Regions from separate parts of the Homo sapiens genome. Here region 1 is linked to region 2. A link is an interaction called in ENCODE POLR2A ChIA-PET data of the cell type or tissue named here. Cell type or tissue: HepG2. All regions are shown on one strand. Each heading gives the region's core, and the rest is flanking DNA. Links, peaks and the distances in the headings are about the cores only.

The links. ChIA-PET counts read pairs that join two places held together with the same protein. Peaks named below come from ENCODE experiments on the same cell type or tissue, not always from the same donor. Only the 100,000 strongest peaks of a DNase experiment are listed, where the experiment ranks them.
Region 1: POLR2A ChIA-PET joins it to region 2 with 8 read pairs; 2 of 35 experiments call an interaction of 5 or more read pairs at or near these places.

Annotation. Positions count from the first base shown.
Region 1 is chr3:33,382,776-33,392,782 of GRCh38, forward strand. FBXL2 (F-box and leucine rich repeat protein 2) reads left to right here. Exons shown (of 15, transcript NM_012157.5): 14 at 1,214-1,426; 15 at 2,726-5,317. The coding sequence ends at 2,833. UBP1 (upstream binding protein 1) reads right to left here. Exons shown (of 16, transcript NM_014517.5): 15 at 9,788-9,839; 16 at 5,561-7,593. The coding sequence ends at 7,556. Among named protein-coding and RNA genes, the nearest start is that of UBP1, 53 kb to the right of the region's middle. In HepG2, for the core only: no CTCF peak of the experiment used is centred there; no DNase peak of the experiment used is centred there.
Region 2 is chr3:33,191,160-33,201,660 of GRCh38, forward strand. The region is part of intron 3 of SUSD5 (sushi domain containing 5); the gene reads right to left. Among named protein-coding and RNA genes, the nearest start is that of SUSD5, 22 kb to the right of the region's middle. In HepG2, for the core only: no CTCF peak of the experiment used is centred there; a DNase peak (open chromatin) is centred at 5,542.

The sequences.
Region 1 (10,007 bases), core at 1-8,000, 190 kb after region 2:
TGTAACATCACATTCTCCTTACAACTCCTCCCACTGACCTTGGAATCAGAACTAAATTTCTTTACATAACCTACACAACTCTGTGATCTGGCCCTTACCTCCCCAATTCCATCTGCATCTACATGCGTCCTCTTATTTCCCACCTATTATATGTTGACCTTCTTCCTAAACAGTACTTGCCGTTCTCCTGCTACCCCTGGGCCTTGCACACAACAAACTCTTTGCTCTCTTTCCTAGGATTAGCTCCTAATCCTTCAAATATCAACTCAGTGGTCTGTTCCCCAGGACAAATCCTGCTATCATATGCTCTCAAAGCACCTCAGCTTCAGTTTAAAAGATTAGCATTATTTGATTTTATAGACTCTCCAGTCTGGGCTCTGCCAGTGCAGAGAAGTATACTTTTACTCATCATTGCACACGTGGGGGCTGGGACAGAGTTAGAACTCATTTATTTGAAGGAACAAATGAACAAATGGGAATTGATACAGTACTTTTGCCTCTCTAGTTTTTATGGTGGGGTGAATCTTACATTTGATATGCACTGGGGGAAACTGTCAGGTCTGAAACTGTTTTTGATATAGAGAACTTAAGAGAATTACATAAATGTCATTTGGCTATATAATATTCATCTGAATTTATCTTTTGCAACCATTACTGTTTACCCAAGAGAAGTCAGTAATGTCAGATCACACTGTTCAAGGTCTATTTGATTATAACCTTCAAAGATGCTCAGTATATCTCTGGGTCTCAGCTATTTGTGCAATTTTCTAAATGAACAAGGACATTAGATGCATTGATTTCACTGGCATCCCCTCAAATGGAGAACTGGCCAATAAAACTGCTCTCAAGGGGGTAAACTGAAATCTCCCCTGAAGATTTTATTTCCATCTTTACACAATTAGAAGAGAGAAGCCACTCCCAGTGTAGCAAACCCATAACCAAAGGGCCCCAAGGCTTTGTGTTTGGTCCTCACTGCCTGATTAAATGTCTCAGTCTGTTTTGTGCTGCTACTACAGACTGGATAATTTGTAATGAACAGAAACTTCTCATAGTTCTGAAGGCTGGGAAGTCCAGGGGCTGGCATCTGCTGAGGGCATTCTTGCTGTGTCATCCCATTGCAGAAGGGCAAAAAGGCTAGCTTCCAGCTTTTTTTTAGGACTTGAGCCTTGGAATAAGGGTCCTGCAAACATTTACTCATGTCTTCCTGTTCCAGAGCCTGTCCCACTGTGAACTCATCACAGATGATGGGATCCTGCACCTGAGCAACAGTACCTGTGGCCATGAGAGGCTGCGGGTACTGGAGTTGGACAACTGCCTCCTCATCACTGATGTGGCCCTGGAACACCTAGAGAACTGCCGAGGCCTGGAGCGCCTCGAGCTGTACGACTGCCAGCAGGTTACCCGTGCAGGCATCAAGCGGATGCGGGTAGGTATGGGGCAGGGGAGTCAGTCACACCTGACATTTCTAAGCACCAAAGGAAAACATCAAGAATCAGACCGGGGCTAGGCACGCGGTGGCTCACGCCTGTAATCCCAACACTTTCAGAAGCCAAGGTGGGTGGACCACTTGAGGTCAGGAGTTCAAGACCAGTCTGGTCAAAATGGTGAAACCCCATTTCTACTAAAAATACAAAAATTAGCCAGGTGTGGTGGTGGGCACCTGTAATCCCAGCTACTCGGGAGGCTGAGGCAGGAGAATCACCCGAACCTGGGAAGCAGAAGTTGCAGTGAGCCCAGACTGCACCACTGCACTTCAGCCTGCACCACAGAGTGAGACTCCATCTCAAAATAAATCGATCAATCAACACTCATTTCCTGTTATGCAATAGTTATGCAAACTGATCTGGTACAATAGTGTCACCTTAAACTTCTTCAAAATGTTCTTGCTTAGACTCCACCCTGGAAGATTCAACTTGAGTTGGGTCTGGGCTGGAGATTCCACATAGTCTGGTGATCGTAGCCCTTATAAGAAAGCCTATGTTGGGATGGGCGCGGTGGCTCACGACTCTAATCCCAGCACTTTGGGAGGCCGAGGCGGGCGGATCACAAGGTCAAGGGTTCGAGACCAGCTGACCAACATGGTGAAACCGTCTCTACTAATAATATAAAAATTAGCTGGCTGCGTGCCTGTAATCCCAGCTAATTGGGAGGCTGAGGCAGGAGAATCGCTTGAACCCGGGAGGTGGAGGTTGCAGTGAGCTGAGATTGCGCCATTGCACTCCAGCCTGGGCGACAAGAGTGAAACTCTGTCTCAAAAAAAGAAAAAAGGCCTATGGTAAAGGCAAGCAATTTAAGGTCATTATGAGTGGGAGGTAGAACTCTCTTGGCTAATTTCCAGGTAAGAGAGCTTAACAGAATTTGGCTTTTTCCATATAGTTCACCTACACTGTTTTCTTGATTATGCTTTAAGTTTAGGCAACTGCATTTAACAGCCCCATCCAGGGTGCTACAGCTGTAGAGAACATTCACTTAGTTTGTAAACAGGGCTGGTTACTACCCCTGGGTGGAAACGTATCAACGTAAGTGTTTTCACTTATCCTTAGAAGGTACTAATGGGGGGCAGACGGTGCGGGGAGTAACAGGAGTAGCTCTAATCTATAGCATAAATTCTACTTCAACTAAGGTGAAGATTTTTAATAGAGGACTATAGGTTTTTCTAGAATTATGACTATAATCCTAAAAATAGTAATGTGTAAAGACTCCACTTTTTTCTTCATCCTTCCAGGCTCAGCTCCCTCATGTCAAAGTCCACGCCTACTTTGCTCCCGTCACCCCACCGACAGCAGTGGCAGGAAGTGGACAGCGACTGTGCAGGTGCTGTGTCATTCTCTGACAGCAGCTGCCTGGGCCCAAGGGGTGATGAGGCATCCTTTCCTCTAGAAGACCTGAGTCTTCCTGACCGACTCCACCATCACCCAATCTGTTGATTCTCCATTGGGAAAGGCATTTACAGGTAAAAGACTTCTGTATGGATTGCAGTTACTCTGGTGATAGTTTTCACCTTTATTCTGCTGTGAAACAATCAAATCAAAGCCTTGTGTCAGTTAACACATGACAAGTGGTCTCAATGCAGCTAGGACCATGCCAGAAACCTGGATCTCTTAAGAGATTGGTACCTACCTAGGTACGAAAGTTCTACCCTTGGCATACTCAGCATTCCTCAAAAAGACCATCAGTGTTAGCACAAACTGAGCAGAAAAAATAAGCTGTTGATTTTCTACCTGATACTTAAGCCAGTGGCCTACTTTAATTCACAATTCCATTTTGATTAGCAGGACTTTTCCACTTTGAAGATAAATAGCAACTTTATCAAAGTGACTGTACTGCAAATTAATTCATAATGCCTGATAGTTTTATATATAGAGACTTATGTGGAAGGCATGTTAATAGGTTTCCATGAGACACCAAAGAAAAGAGGACTCTATACTGGGTGGAGCAGGGTCTTCACCTTTTTGTTTCTGTCAACTTGTCATATACACCTCCAGGGACCAAAAACAAAAGCAGCTCGGAGTCTGTGTTGCCTGATTGGAAAGTAGAAGCTCTGGTGTATGCTACAGCACATAACACATTTTTACTAAAGGAAAAAAGCTAATTATGTCCATGCCTCTCGTAAAACTGGGGGGAACCTTAAAGAGAAAGAACTAAGGCTTAAGTTATCTGTAGTATAATCAATTAGAAGTAATGAATGGATGCATGTAAAATGGATGTGATTTTTTTTCAAGCTTATTTTGAAATCTTAAAAATCAGGTTACACCATAGCTACTCAAAAGTTTTACACACTTAAAACTCAGATCAGTAAGTGTTGGTACCTTTTAGACTCATAAAATTGAATAAACCATTGCAATGCTTTAAAAAAAATTAAGTCAGAGGGTTTTATTGCTATGATTTTATGGCAGACACATCCAAGCAAAACCATTTTCCAAATGCAGACCTTCCTGATGTTATCTGAAATCTGATAAAATGACCCTACTCTCTGCTGTGGTTCATTCTTGCTCCATGCTGTCCATATTTATGATCTTTATTAAGAACCTGTCAATCAGTCATCACCACCTTCATTGTAAACTTAGGTGTTCATGGTGGCTGGCCCTTCCAAACAACCACTCCCCCAAACTGAAGGGCCAGAGCTCATGAGAAACTTAAAAGTGAAACGGCAAAAGCAAGATGTGTTCCCATGACTACCAATACCTTTATTAGGCAGTTTTAGAAGTGTTTTTAAGGATATATTATGTCAGCTGCATTCTAGGAAGAGAAGCAGATTATATATATATATAATCTCCCCATAAACGGACTTAGCACAATTATCATCAGAGTAAGCATTAAAGTCATTTTATTGCCTTATGATATATTCCAGTATTCCTTGGTCTAAAAATTGTGTGGATACCATAGCAGTTAGTTAAATATACATTTATACCCACTGTTTGTTGTGGAAGAGATGATGGGGGAGGAGGACTGATGCAGGAAGCAACTTCAATAAATGAGCATATAACAGACTTGCTTCAGTGATTATGAATTAGTTTAGTTTCTATTAAAAAAAATTAACTTAAGGCTGGCCACGGTGGTTCATGCCTATAATCCCAGCACTTGGGGAGGCCAAGGCGGGTGGATCACCTGAGGTCAGGAGTTTGAGACCAGCCTGGCCAACACAGTAAAACCCCATCTCTACTGAAAATACAAAAATTAGCCGGGCGTGGTGCTGGGCACCTGTAATCTCAGCTACTCGGGAGGCTGAAGCAGGAGAAATGCTGGAACCCAGGAGGCGGAGGTGGCAGTGAGCCGAGATTGTGCCATTGCACTCCATCCAGCCCAGGAGACAACAGTGAGACTCCATCATCATCTCAAAACAAAACAAACAAACAAACAAAACAAACCACCAGAGCCTTCTATACATGATTGATTTCTTTTGAGCCAGGATACAACCTATCATCAGTCACAGCTATTGGACTTGATGCTCAATGATCCATGGCCTCATTTACAAAACAGGAGAACCTCTTGTAAGAAAATCAGGTTTGCAGGCTGGGCACGGTGGCTCACGCCTGTAATCCCAGCACTTTGGGAGGCAGAGGCGGGCGGATCGTGAGATCAGGAGATCAAGACCATCCTGGCTAACACAGTGAAACCCCGTCTCTACTAAAAATACAAAAAAAATTAGCCGGGCATAGTGGCGGGTGCCTGTAGTCCCAGCTACTCAGGAGACTGAGGCAGAAGAATGGCGTGAACCCGGGAGGCAGAGCTTGCAGTGAGCCGAGATTGCGCCACTGCACTCCAGCCTGGGTGACAGAGCCAGACTCCGTCTCAAAAAAAAAAAAAAAAAAGAAAATCAGGTTTGCTTCCTTTTAAAGTCTGGAATAGTTTAGTTAGTTAGTTAGTTAGTTAGTTAGTTAATGGAATAACAACATATCCTCAGTTGCATCAGCTTTCAGAAAATAAACTGAAAAGGAAAAAACTATGAGCCTAACCTCTTACTACATTTAGACTGGCTCAGAATACACACAGGGAAACTCCTTGATTCTATGACACGAAGTGACAGTAGCAGGAACTGGGATTTTAAATGAGACACACATTTGCAAAACAATCAGAAAACATTTATTATACTGAAATGTGTACATCCTACTATTAAAAAAACAAAGTAACAAATTTGCTGGTGCCAAAATTTATTTAGCCTGTTTCACTGGGACAAACTCACGTTCAATGCCACTCAGTATAATTTCAAGTCTGATAAGCATCTAAGTATTTTTACCCCGCTTCTAAAACCTGATGAGGAATTCAAAATAAGCACACAGCATTAAATGACATTTATTGTTCCATAAATCTTGAGACCCAAAAAGGAATGCTAAATAGACAAGCAAAACTTTTAAAACAAACGAGATAAACTCACTTCTTTCCCCAGTGACTGGTACAGAAAACATGTGGTCACACGAAAGCAAAGGGAAAAAGTCAGAAAGGAAAACTCTCTGCCTATAGGATCTATAGGAGTTACAGATATTTTCAAATCGATGATGAAAATAGATCGTGCTTCTTTGTAGCAAATAATTAACCCCCTTTATGAATAAAACATAAAATGTCAAAGCTTTTACTCACTGAAGTAGTTTGTCTTCTGGGAGAGATTTCAAACTCAAAATTACTCATTTCCTATTTTTTGCCTGAACACAATGAGGATCAAATAGTACATTCAAATCAGGACACCTGGGTATATGGACAAAGATATCCTACAATTAAAATGGAATAGAAGTTAAAAAAAAAATTCAGTCCCCTACACCACAGGCCTCAAACATGCTTGCTGATGGATTCTGGGAAGGTTTTGGATGAAGGACGGAGATATGGGAGGAAAGTGAGAAAACAGTGGATTCCCTTTGAAAAGTATGCTAGCAGACAAGCATTTGGTTTTATGAAAGAGGCACTCTTATAGAGAAAGAAGCTAGTATGTGGTGTATAAAAAGCCCCTAAATCATCACCAGAATGTCTATCCATGATTGTACTAAAGCTCAATATTTGAGAGGCTTAAGGGATTTGTATGGTACATTTTAGTGTTTGATTGATAACATCTAGTGTTTCCAGAAAAAAATTCATCTTGTTCATAATGAAGATCCCTTAACACCTAGTCAGAAGCTATCAACAATAATACTTTCTCCCCCTACTTGGGTCACCTATTTCCAATGTCTGGGGTAGGGCTTTAAAAATGTTTAATAGGATGGTGGGGGTGGGGGGTTAGGGTGGGGGTGGTCAGAGATGGAGGGAGAGAGGGAAGAAAATGAGAGAAAAACCACGAGTTTAAAAGGCAAGGAATCTCCAAAAATGAAAACCAGAAACTAAAATGCTAAAAATGGAAGCAGAAGCAAAAAAGTTTTTCAATAAATCTGTGACAAAGCCAAAACACAAAAGTCTTTGTACCTATTAGGATTTACACTGATCCTCTCACCAAGGTACTCCTGATAATGCAGTTTGCTTCAAGCCCATCTTCCTGGCTTGGATCTTCTCCAATCTGGCATGATCATATCAAACGTACACCCTCAGACATGATTTCTTCCAAGAAGGTGCCGAGCCTCTTACCTGACCACCAACGGCCACATCAGCACAACACAACTCTCCGCATACAGATTCACTGCTGGCCCCACAACAGCACTGTCCCCCATCTCCTCTCCAGGTCAGCATAAGGTTCAGGCAATAAAAGCCAAACTGGCACAGAAAGGTAAATGCCCACAGTAAGTTTCTACATTCATTTCCAAACCGCATACAGTGTAAAAAGACAGCAAAGGCTGCTTCTAGGAACTGTATTTACTGGCCTCTGCCAGAGCAGCAGGCAGCTATGCCTGCACCGTGGCCTCCAGAGCTGGATGCATGCTGTGCCGATGTGCTCACTCTCATGAGGATGCTTGGCTATGGCAGTGACAGTGAGGAGATTCACCTCTCATACAGCTCATTAGAAAGGTCATCTTGTGTTTTCAATATGAAACATTTCATATGGTAAAATCCAATCCCAAGACTTCTTGGATTCAGTCTTCACACACTTTTAAGCGTGACTATTTGGTACTGAATACAGTTCAGTCTATATAAGACATCACTTCAAAATTATGTGGATGCCATCACTACTTTCAGCTGCAGAAAAAGGAAAGACAGTATTTCTTCAGTCAGGCTTAGGAAATTAAGCCTATTAAATGGAAAACTCCCTGCCAACTACAACCTCCCTTCCCAATTCAGAGGTTACCTTTAAATGATTCTAGAGAAACAAGCAGATTAACTTGCTCTAGCTCCTCTTCCCCCAAAAAACTTCATGTACACATTCCCTTTTTAGACATTCTGCGAAGCCTGGCCCACTATCAACGCCCGCATTCCAACACTGTCTGCCAGTTCTGGGGGTAGGGGGACATCTATCAAGACACACAATAATAGTGCTGTCCATAAGGGGAGCAAGAGCTAGAAGGAGAACAGGTGAAATATACTGTGTCAGGGCAGAGGACCTGAGGGAGTAAATGCAAATGTGTACATCTACCTTTTCCAGAAAAATTTCTGAGCTACTCACAGAGATTTCAAACATTTTAAAACTGTATCATTCCTTTTGCCTAGTGTTTCTCAGTAAATAGTGAGAAGCAATATAGGCATTCATAAAAAAATGATTTTTCTCATGACGACAAAGTTTAAAAAAAAAAACAAAACAGTAAATTGAGATTAGAGGGGAGATCCTATGATTTCTAATACCAAAAAATGTCTGCTGGTTTCACAAAACAAAACTATGCAATTATAGTATATGTCTTCTTTTTCAGACAATGTCAGTTATGCAAGGTAAAAACTGTACTGCTGTGAAAACAAAAGACTGAGCAGAAGGGTACTAGGCTAAAGATGTTTCTGAAAGAGTGAACCAGTTCAGAGTTAAAACTCAGCCTTGCAGGTAACCTGATGGCATACGCAACATGTGAGGCGCAAAATAAAATCAGTATTTCAGTAGTCTGGGGACACCTGACACACATGACATCTCCCTCTTCTAGGGGCAGCTTTTGTGCTAAGACCGGATTTGGATCTTAGCTCACCTGACTTTTAAAACAGTCTATGAATGTATGATCTCTTCTCAAATAATTTTACATTTAGGAATCCCTCCTCTTTAATGTTGGAGCCACCTAAGCCTGGTCCTGGCTCTTTTCATATTCTCTCCCTAAATGACCTTAACAACTTCTACAGCTTTGAGTCACTGCTGATATGCTGAAGGTTTCCAAATTTACATCTCAAGCCCAGGCCTCTTCTCTGAGCCCCAGACTGGTAATAGTCAACTGCCTACTTGACATTTCTACATATCCAAAATCAAACTCTTGGTTGATTTACCCCAACCATACTTACCTCTTCAATGAGATCACCATCTGCCCAGTTACTTTCCACAGAAAATAAGGTGTCAGAACTATTCCTCCCTCAAAAGTGGAGCCCACTGGGACCCTGTCTATAAACGTGTAAGATACCATCACCTTTCACCTGGATATCTCCTGCCTCGTTTTGCCACCTTCTCATCTGTCTCCACAGAGTTGTGAAAGTGAAAGAAAAATCTAGTCACATTACTACTCCTTTGTTTAAACAACTTCAGTGACAACCCAATGCATTTCAAGTAAATCCGAACTACCATCATCATCCGGTCCCCGCATGCCAGACCCGGCCTCCTGCTTTGATTTGCCCTGATCCGCTCACCCTCACACACTGCATGGCACCTACATGGCCCACTGCCAGGCTTTCCAAGAAGCCAGGTGTTTTCTTTGCACACAGCCCCACGTTGCCTGGGGATGCTAATCCAATGGCCAGCTCCCGCTTCTTCTCATTCTTCAAGTCTCAGGATTAATAACACCTCCTCAGAGAAGCCTTGCCTTACAGTTTCATATTCCCCTCAACCCAGATCTCCCTTATCCATAAGTACCCCCACACTTTCCTGTTCCTTCATGGAACTTAACATATTGGGAATTTTGTGTATCTCTTGGCCAATTTTGGTTTGCTTTCCCCAATAGGAGTTTCATGGATTCTGTTTTATTCAATAGATCCACTGAGCGACAGAAGCACGGTGTCTGACACAAAGTGCTCAGTAAGACGTTGGCTGAATGAATTGAGATTTTTTTTTCCAGTCATCTAGAAAGACTGACTCCTCTTCCTTATATGCTAATTTCTGTTACAACCACTAGAAATATTCTCATTTATCAAACTTTCTTCTTAAAATGAGTAAAGCAATCATTTTAAAGAATAAACACGAGAGGCACTAATTAGAGGCACACACCATCTCTCATGATTCCAGCATTTTAAGACACACACACATGCAAAGTACCTTTTACTGTGGAGAATAAAAAACAACTCTCATCTTGAAAATTCTGAACCATCTGGAAGGATAAAGTAAATGCGTAAGTACAATTAAGATCCAACTGTCGTTTCTTAAAATGATTTTAAAACAGTAAATATTCTTCTCAAACAAACACAGGACTCAATGGCCAAAACGATAATTCATGAAGGCAGTGTGAGGCAGCAAAGATGCACACGTGCTGCACTGC
Region 2 (10,501 bases), core at 1,235-9,234:
TGCTCTGTCACCCAGGCTGGAGTGCAGTGGCATGATCTCGGCTCACTACAAGCTCCACCTCCTGGGTTTAAGCCATTCTCCAGCCTCAGCCTCCCAAGTAGCTGGGACTACAGGTGCCTGCCACCACGCCTGGCTAATTTTTTGTATTTTTTAGTAGAGACAAGGTTTCACCGTGTTAGCCAGGATGGTCTTGATCTCCTGACCTCATGATCCACCCGCCTCGGCCTCCCAAAGTGCTGGGATTACAGGCGTGAGCCACTGCACCCGGCCTAGTATACCTTTTTTTCCCTGTTGATCTGTCTGTTGTCAATGTTCATAGACTCAGTTACTGAGCCCTCAGAGCATAGGAAAGTCTTCCTTCCCCTACACTACTAGCCATGCTAATATCCTTAGAATAAAATACTCAAAGTGGAACCGATGGATGAAAGGGAATATGTAGTTTTTAAGCTTCTGATAAGTTCTGCCAAGTTGAATATGAGTGTTTAAGAATTTACACTCAGGCTGGCTGGGTGCAGTGGCTCACTCCTGTAATCCCAGCACTTTGGGAGGCTGAGGCAGCAGGATTGCTTCAGGCCAGGAGTTTTGAGAGCAGCTTGGGCAATATAGCGAGATCCCATCTCAATTAAAAAATAAGAAATAGCCAGGCATGGTGGTGTGCGCCTGTAGTACTAGCTACTCAGGCAGCTGAGGTGGGAGGATCTGTTGAGCCCAGGAGCTGTAGTGAGCTATGATCAAGCCACTGTATTCTAGCCTGGGTGACAGAGTTAAGATCCTGTCTCTAAAAACCCAAAAGAATTTATATACCTACAAGTGGCATATAAATTTGCTTGTTTCCCTTCAGAACACTGAGTGCTATCATTGTTTGTAAACTTTGACAATTTTACAGGCTGAAAAAGTGATTTCTTATATTAATGCGCATATTTTTTTTTTTTGAGACAGAGCCTTGCTCTGTCGCCTGGACTAGAGTACAGTGGCATGATCTCAGCTTACTGCAACCTCCACATCCCAGGTTCAAGCGATTCTCCTGCCTCAGCCTTCCAAGTAGCTGGGACTACAGGCATGCGCCACCACATCCAGCTAATTTTTTTTCTTTTTTTTTTTTTTGTATTTTTAGTAGAGATGGGGGTTTCACCAAGTTGGTCAGGCTGGTTTCGAACTCCTGACCTCAAATGATCAGCCCACCTTGGCCTCCCAAAGTGCTGGGATTACAGGCATGAGCCACCCCGCCCGGCCTAATGCACATATCTTTAATTGGCAAGAGAGTTGAATATTTATTGACCAATTGTATTGCTTCAAAATACTTCTCTATTGTGGTCTTTATCTTTTCCTTTCAATCTATAAGATATCTACATATATCAATACAATAATCCAGGCTAGGTGGTTTATGCCTGTAATCCCAGCACTTTAGGAGGCCAAGGCAGGTGGATCACCTGAGGTCAGGAGTTCAAGACCAGCCTGACCAACATGGCGAAATCCCATCTCTACTAAAAATATAAAAAATTAGTCAGATGTGGTGGTGCGTGCCTGTAGTCCCAGCTACTTGGGAGGCTGAGCCACGAGAATCTCTTGAACCCAGAAGGTTAGAAGGTGGAGGTTGTGGTGGGCCAAAATTGCACCAATGCACTCCAGCCTGGGTGACAGAGTGAGACTCTGTCAAAAAATATATATATATAATCTAATAATTCATTGCCTTATTTTCCCATATTCATAACCAATTAGCCTAGTACTATCAAATAATCCATCCATCCTTTTCCCACTAATTTGAAGTTTCACCATTCTTACTATACACTTATGTATGTTGGGTCTATTTTGATGTTTCCAGTCTTTTGCACTGAAGTACTTGTCTGGGTCTCAGTGCCAAACAACGGTTTTTTGCATATGAGCCTCCTACATTATTGAAATAATAGCAATAAGTTGATAAGACTGAAGCAAGCAATGGGGGAGTTGCAAGCGATGAAGCTATAGGGAGGCAGGCATGAGTTCATGAAGGGCCTCATAAGCCAGGTAAAAAGTCTAGAATTCGTCCAGAGGAAAACAAGGAACCACTAAGGAGTTTAACACAGAAAATAACATGATCCCCTTGGCGGTATAGAAACAACACTATTTGCATTGTAGACGATGCATTGAGGAAGCATGCCTGGAGACTGGAGGACCAGTGAGGAGGCCATTTGAGCTGTCCAGGATAGCAGCACAGGAGCCAAATGAGGTGCAGAGGGCAGGAACTAGGTGGATCTGGCAGATACTGAAAAGGGAAGTTTTTACAGAACATTTAACTACAAGGTGTTAGGGGTGAGATGAGGATCAGGGCATAGGAGGCTGAGGGATATGAGTATAAGTTTGGGACTTGTGGATTTTGATGGGCCACAAGCAATGCCCATAGGTAGCTGCATATATGGAATTCAGGGCTTTAGGGGTCTGGAGAGATTAGGCTTGAGAAATGATTTGAGATTACCAGGCATTTAGATGAAAACTGAAGCCTTTGAAGTGTTGAGTGAGTGAGGGGAGATGAGGGTGAAACCACCTTTGCAAAAAGTATGACAATGAGAAATATCTACCATAGGAAAATTATGACAGTGAAAGAAATCTGATCTAACCGACTCCATCTTGCTTCTAACCTACAAACTGCCCTCGTTCATTCCTGGGTATGGGCCAAACTAACTTTGTGAAGAATTTATAGTGTAACATTGAAACAAAAACGATAATAGCCCCTCCCTGAAACAAACCCCCCCACCACTTGCCTGGGGACCAGACTGCCTTTGCAAAACTAACAAAGTGGCCACAAGATTAGAAATTATGGCCCAGAAGACATGCGGCCAGAGGCCTCAAGGTTCCTATCCTCCCCAGTCGCTCCTATGAATAATATCAGTATTGTAAAACCTAAGATTGGTGTTTGAGATATTTCTCAGACTCTGTATTCTGATGGACCAGCTGGTGCCATCCGGACCACTAAACTGGCTCATCTGGTCTTGTGGCACCAACCCAGGAACTGACAGAGCAAGAGGACAGCTTCAACTCCCTAGGATTCCATCCCTGACCCAATCAACTCGCACTTCTCATTCTCTTGCCCCCTACCCATCAAATTATCTTTTAAAAACCCTAGCCTCTGAATTTTCAGAGGCTGATTTGAGTAATAATAAAACTCTGGCCTCCCATTTAGCTGGCTCTACGGGTATTAAACTCTTTCTCTATTGCAATTCCTCTGTCTTAATAAATGGGCTCTATCTGAGCAGCAGGCAAGAGGAACCCACTGGCTGGTTGGTTACAAGGGGAGATGAGGGCAGAGGTCAGAGCCCAGAGGAAGTGAGCAGAGAAACAAGAGTTCACAAAGGACATCACTGTAGCCAGACATATACAAAGAAAACCTGGAGCAAGACAAGGCAGAACATGTTTCAAGGAAGTGTGTGGTCAAGTACTTAAAGCTTCAGAAACAACAAGCAAAGGGCAGGCTGAGAAATGGCCATGATATTTAGCCACAGAGAAACTACCAGTAGCCTTGGTGACAGTAGTTCCACTTAACTGATAAGGCAGAAACCAGAAGGCAGTAGATGGAAGAATGAATGATGGAAGGTAAGATAATGGAGGCCATGAGTGCAGATGATTTTGAGGGCTATGAAAGGAAGGAGAGAGATGGAATAGTAGCTAAAAGGATACAGAGTAACAGCTTGATGAAAATATGAATTATTAGTAAATAATCACTTTCCTTTTTTCTTTTTTCTTTGTTTAGCTCAGAGGCAAGAATAAATAATCACTTTCAGCTGGGCACGGTGGCTCACACCTGTAATCCCAGCACTTTGGGAGGCCGAGGTGGGTGGATCACCTGAGGTCACGAGTTCAAGACCAGCCTGGCCAACATGGCAAAACCCCGTCTCTACTAAAAATACAAAAATTAGCTGGGCCTGGTGGTGCACACCTGTAGTCCCAGCTACTCGGGAGGCTGAGGCAGGAGAATCGCTTGAACCCAGGAGGCAGAGGTTGCAGTGACCCGAGACTGTGCCACTGCACTCCAGCCTGGGGGACAGAGTGAGACTCTGTCTCAAAACAAACAAACGAAACAATAAATAATCACTTTCTAAACAGTTGCAAGTGGTTTTATTTGTTCTGAGTCCTTAAAATAATTCCCTCGTTTTTGAAATGCGAACTCTTTTCGCTTGTCCTATAATTCTTCTCTGCTTACTTAGTCCCCAATTAATCAGTGATGTGCTGATAAATATTAAATTAACAACCAGCTCTCTTGGGAAGGGGAGAAACTGCTGGGGGATGGAGGTGGGAATGGCTGTTGTGCAGGTAATTGACAAGGTCTGAGGCAGTGCACAATAGACAAGGTCTTAATGCAATTTCTGGCTCACAGTTCTAGATAAATTGAAACTACAAAAAGAGCCTGAAGTAGTTGAAGATAAGTAAAGAGATATATGCATGAAGATGTTCAATCATGGTATTTATTATAGTGAAATCCATGGAATTACCAAAACGTCTAATAACAGGAGAATGTTTAATTTATAGTACATTCATATAATGGATTATTATAGCCATTCTTTGAAGCATATTCAATGTCATGGGGAGATATAGATCTATAGCCATATAAATGAAAAAAAAAAAAACAGAATGCAATCTTATATGTTGTTCATATAATCCCAATTTAGTAAACTAAATAAAACATGTAGAGAACACAAAAGACTCATGCTAAAATACTTGTATTAGGGAAGACTGATTATGAGAGACCTTAATTTTCTTTATACTTTCCACTAAAATGACCACATATTCATATTTATAATAGAAAATCTATTCTAATTGTAAAAATGGAGCTAATGACATTTATCTCTTAGGATTGTTACTAGAATTAAACGAACATATGCCTTTCCCAGTGCCTACCACATTCCTGAAACTTAACAAGGTCCTGAATAAAAACCAGCTCCATTTCCCATATAAATGGTTGGAGACTGATGGTCTTTTGAATGGCCCTGAATGGATCTTCAAGTCATGATGGTAACTGAATACCCATTGTCCTTAAACCAAATAAAGCCAACCACACCATGGCTAAATTGGAATTGAATGCCACCTTGGGCCATGAAAAGGGGAAAAACAAAATGCTCATAAAAAGATAAAACCAGATATGAGCCTGTATTTGCCCACTACTGACATAGCAATAATGGTCAGTGATGGAGGCTTGGTTCAAGGTGAGAAGAAGCTAGCAGAGCTGGGAACACAGAGGATTACTGATGGATTCTTGGGGTTGGGCTATGGTCCATGAATGCAGCAAATAATCAGTTTAATTTGCAGTGGTGATTTGCTGGAAGGTTCCCCTTTCCCTGACACACACAAAGGTTCCCCTTGCCCTAACACAGACAACAGCTGCGTCTCTGGATCTGTCAGGATATCTTTGTTTTAACAAAAAAGAACTTCTGTAGAGAGCAGGGGAAAGCACAGATCCACATGTAACTACTCTACCATTCTCACACTCTCTACTTTTGGTAAGCAGGGCTCCCTGGGAAAGTTTTCTTCTAAGTCAATAGGGTAGGCTGACCGTATAGTTTATCATCCATATAAGGACACTTTTGAAAATGATTGGGATCCTGGTTAATAATTACCAGCACAAGAAAGAACTATCCTGAGCAAACTGGAAGGCAGGGCACCCTAACATGAGTATCGTACATTCCAACCCAAACGGCAGTGCCTGTGAAGGTAAGATATTCAAGAGTAAGAAGAAAGGAGCATCTCAGAAAACAAAAAGCCTGTAGAGTCTGGGTTTGAGTCCTTGCTCCCCTACTTACTTTGGACAAATTACTTAACTTTGTTGTGCCTAGTTACTCATCTGTAAAATTTGGATAATAGTAAATTCCTGCAGTGCTGTTGTGAGGATTAAATGAGTGAACACAGGGTACTACAGCAGGTGTTAGCTATTACTATTTTCCTTCTGAGGTTGAGAATCTGAAGCAAAGCCCACAGTTAGAGCTGCAGCCTCAGGGTCAAAAAAAGTGGTGGAGATGTTTGCACCAGGTTTAACTGGATCTTGGGGCTTGCTGCATAGGACTGGGAGGGGTGGGGACAGGAAAAGGAAGGTGCATGGGTGAGAGGTCTCATCTGCACCTCCCAGGAGCTGTGTCACTTGAGACAAAGCACCAAATCTCTCTGTTCTTCAGTTTCCTCATCTGAATAGAGAGAATGATAACACCCTGCCTACAGTATTGCCTTGCTGATTAAATGAGATAACGTTTGTGGGAACACTCGGGAAAAACACAATTTTGGAGTTATAGAATATAACTGTAAAGCTGCTCGATAATTTTTTTCTTGTTCTTTTTTGTGTTTTAAAGTATTATTTATATAAATAAAATTCATCAATTTTAAGTGTACAGCTTAGTCAATTTTGCTAAATGTATCCAATTGTATAACCACCACCACCACCACAACAATCAAGGTATAGAACAATTCTTAAAAGCCATATTCTACTTGCCTTTGGCCCTAGACACCCTCCCCTACTCCATACTACCCCAAGCAACTATTAAGCTACTTTCGCTCACTGGTAGTTTTACCTTTTCTAGAATTTCATTCAAATGGAGTAATACAGTATGTATATTTTGTGTTTGACTTTTTTTCATTTAGCTTAATATATAGAGATTCATCCATGCTTTTGCATGTATTAATATTTCATTCATTTTATTGCCAAATACTAATCCATGGTATGGATATACCACATATTTTGATCCATTCATCAGTTGATGAACATCTGTGTCGCTTCCAGTTTTGGGCTTTTATGATAAAATTGCTATGAATATTTGTGTACCCATTTTTGTGTGGTCATACACTTCTCTTGGATCAATACCCAGGCATGGAATTACTTGGTTGTACGCATATTAGCTGTATATATAATACATGTATATATATGCATATTAAACTTTGCAGAATTATTTTGAAAGAAATTATGCGTTGATTTATTGAAAACAGTGTAACATCAAGGTGAAGAAACCATACTATTATTATCACTTTATGTTGTTAGAGTTATGTGGTGCTAGATACTAATCATAGTCATAGCTCATACTTATTGAGGTGTTACTCTGTGCTATGCACTAGGCTAAGTGGTTCACTTGTATTACCCTACTCAGTCCTCTTGACAAATCTATGTCATGGGTTCTAATATTATTCCCAAGGCAAGTTAGGTGGTAGAACCAAGATTCAAACCCAGGGATTCTGGGTACAGAGCCCATGGTTCTAATCATTGTGCATTATTATTGTGTTCCAGGTGTTGTTTCCTTTGAGAACACCATGGTTTAGCTCTGATTCACTTTCTTGTCATAAACATGGGGCCTGGTGGACTTTGCAAAAAGGACAAGTTTGGGGCTTCCTGATCTACTGGACTGCACCACTAGCAGCCAGAACAATTTTCAGAAAATGTTCAAAAAGTGCATCCTAGCTGAGAACCCTACAATGGTTTCCTGTTTCACCTAAAAATTCAATCCAATATTCTCACCCCTGTATATCCAGCTCTTATCCCAATCTGTTCAGCCCTATCTTGGATCACTCCCTCTCACCTGAAACCATCTAGGCTCACTGTTTTCTCAAACACACCAAGCTCTTTCCTGCCCGCAGTCTGACATGGCTATGCAGTCTGGTCTCATCTCCCAGACCCATAACACCAGGGCCAGAGGACTGGAAAATCCACAAGAGATGTGGTACACTGCAGAGGAAAGCTTTTACTTGGGGGAAAGAGAGTTAGGAAGAATCACCCATATTTCACCCACCCCGGGACACTGAAGTCAGCAGACATGGGCTACAGGAATGTGAACATGGTGCACCCAAAATATTGAAGAAGGCCCAGTTCTAAGCACAGACCCTGGCCTCAAGAATACCCACGTAAAAGATAAAAGATAGGCTGAGAAAAGACATATAGAAGGGAGATATTTTAAAGCTACATAAGAAATGCAATAATGCATGCGCACTACTAAAAAAATCAAAATATACAAAATACAGAGCATGAACTATAAATATCTCCCTTCAGTCTCACTGCTACTCCCTTTCTAGGGTGTTTCTCCTTCAGATGTCTTTTTTTCTAGGGGAGAATTTCACACACACACACACACACACACACACACACACGTTTACACATATACACAAAAATAAGTTGTTTTTTCTTTTTTTTTGAGACGGAGTCTCGCTCTGTTGCCCAGGCTGGAGTGCAGTGGCACAATCTCGGCTCACTGCAGGCTCCGCCTCCCGGGTTCACACCATTCTCCTGCCTCAGCCTCCTGAGTAGCTGGGACTACAGGCACCCGCCACCACGCCCGGCTAACTTTTTGTATTTTTAACAGAGACAGGGTTTCACCGTGTTAGCCAGGACGGTCTCGATCTCCTGACCTCGTGATCCGCCCGCCTCGGCCTCCCAAAGTGCTGGGATTACAGGCGTGAGCCACCACGCCCAACCAAAAAAAGTTTTTTAAAGAATAAATTGGATTATACTATACATATTCTGAGACCTGCATAATATGTCTTAGAAGATTTTTCATGTCATAGCTGTCACTCTGCTATAGACTGAATGTCTGTGTCCTCCCAAAATTCATACGTTGAAACCTAATCCCCAGTGTGATGCTATTTGGAAGTGGGACTTTTGGGAGGCGATTAGGCCATGCTATGGTTCAAATGTTTGACTCCTCCAAACTTCATGTTGAAATTTCATTGCCATTGTAACAGTATTAAGAGGTGGACCTTTAATAGGTGATTAGGCCAGGAGGGCTCCACTTTCATAGGTGGAACTGGTACCATTATAAAAGGGTGAGTTCGGTTCCTCTCACTTTCTGCCATGTAAAGAAGGCTCTTGCTAGATGCTGGCACCTTGATATTGGACTCATCAACCTCCAGAACTTTGAGCCAATAAGTTTCTGTTTATTATAAATCACCTAGTCTCAGGCATTCTGTTATAGCCATACAAGACAGAGCAAGACAGATCATGAGGGTAGAAACTTCATTGAATGGGACTAGTGCCCTTATGAAAGAGACCTCACAGAACTGCCTCACCCCGTCTACCATGTGAAGACTCCACAAGAAGACAGTTATCTGTGAATTGGGAACTGGGTCCTCACAGACACCGAACCTGCCAGTGCCTTATCTTGGACTTCCCAGCCTCCAGAACTGTGAGACATACATTTCTGTCATTTGTAGCTACCCCATTTATGTTATTTTTAAATAGCAGCCTAAGCAGAAATTGGTAACAAGAAGTGGGGGGTTTGCTGTAACAAATACCTAAAAATATGGATTCAGCTTTGGAATTAACAGGTAGAAGCTAGAAAAGTTTTGAGGTGCTAGAATGTTTTAGGTGCTTCCTCTGCAGTGCACCACATCTCTTGTGGATTTTCCAGTCCTCCAGCCTTAGTGTTTTGGGTCTAGGAGATGAGACCAGGCTGGGTAGCCATGTCAAGCATGCTAGAAAAAGACTACCTTGCCACGAATGGACCATCGAGGGCAATTCTGGTGAGGGCCCAGAAGGAAACGAGAGCTGTAGAGAAAGTCTTCATCTTCTCATACAATACCTAAACAACTCTGGACAGAATGTTGGTAGGAACATGGACAATAAAGGCCATTTTGATGAGGTCTCAGATGGAAATGAAGAACATGTTGGTGAACATCAGCAGAAAAGCAATGCTTGTTATAAAATGGCAAAGAACTTGGCTGAATTGTGTTTGTGTCCTAGGGTCTTATGGAAGGCAGAACTTGCAAGCCATGAAATTTAATATTTGGTTGAGGAAATCTCTAACCAAAGTTTGAAGGACTGGCCTGGCTCCTTTATTGTTGCTTACAGTAAAATTTGAGAAGAAATAAATGATTTAAAGATGGAATTGTTAAGCAAAAAGGAACCAGAACTAAAAAATTTGGAAAATTCTCAGCTTATCATTATTGAAAACAATGAGAAACCCTGTTTTGGAAAGAACAGCATAAAGGCCCTTTCTAAAAAGGCAAATAACAGACTGCTACTAAGTGACTCTTGCAGGTCCAGAGGCTGCTGTGGAATAGCATGTAGGCAGATATCTCCAAGTCCATGCTCAGAGGTCATGTGGACCCTCACTGGATCAGCAGAGGCTTAAGAATAAAGTTGTCCCTGAGTGCACCCAGCCCTAGGCACACATGTATATGTCTGCAAGGCAGGGCTTTGAACTCCTCCTCACATTTACCACATGCCAGAAAACCAAACCACAAGTCCCTGACCACACGGACAGGTCCAGAGTGCAGCCGCAGCTCTTCTGAGTAGCACAGAAGTGGAGAAGTCTGTCTGGGTTGTTGGTGCTCATGGCCCCAGGCCACAAAGACATCCCAGAGATATCTGCCTCTGGGGCCAAAAGACCCATTGGCAACATTTCTCTGGCTGCCCAGACACTTGGCATTCGTGGAAGCTGGCTGCTGGTGTATCAGGACTGGTCTAGCCCACATTTTTGGAGCAGAAGACCTCAGGTCTGAGAAAACAAGACCTGATGCCCACCTAGGCCTGGGTGTGTGGGTGGCAGGTGAGGGGGCATCACTG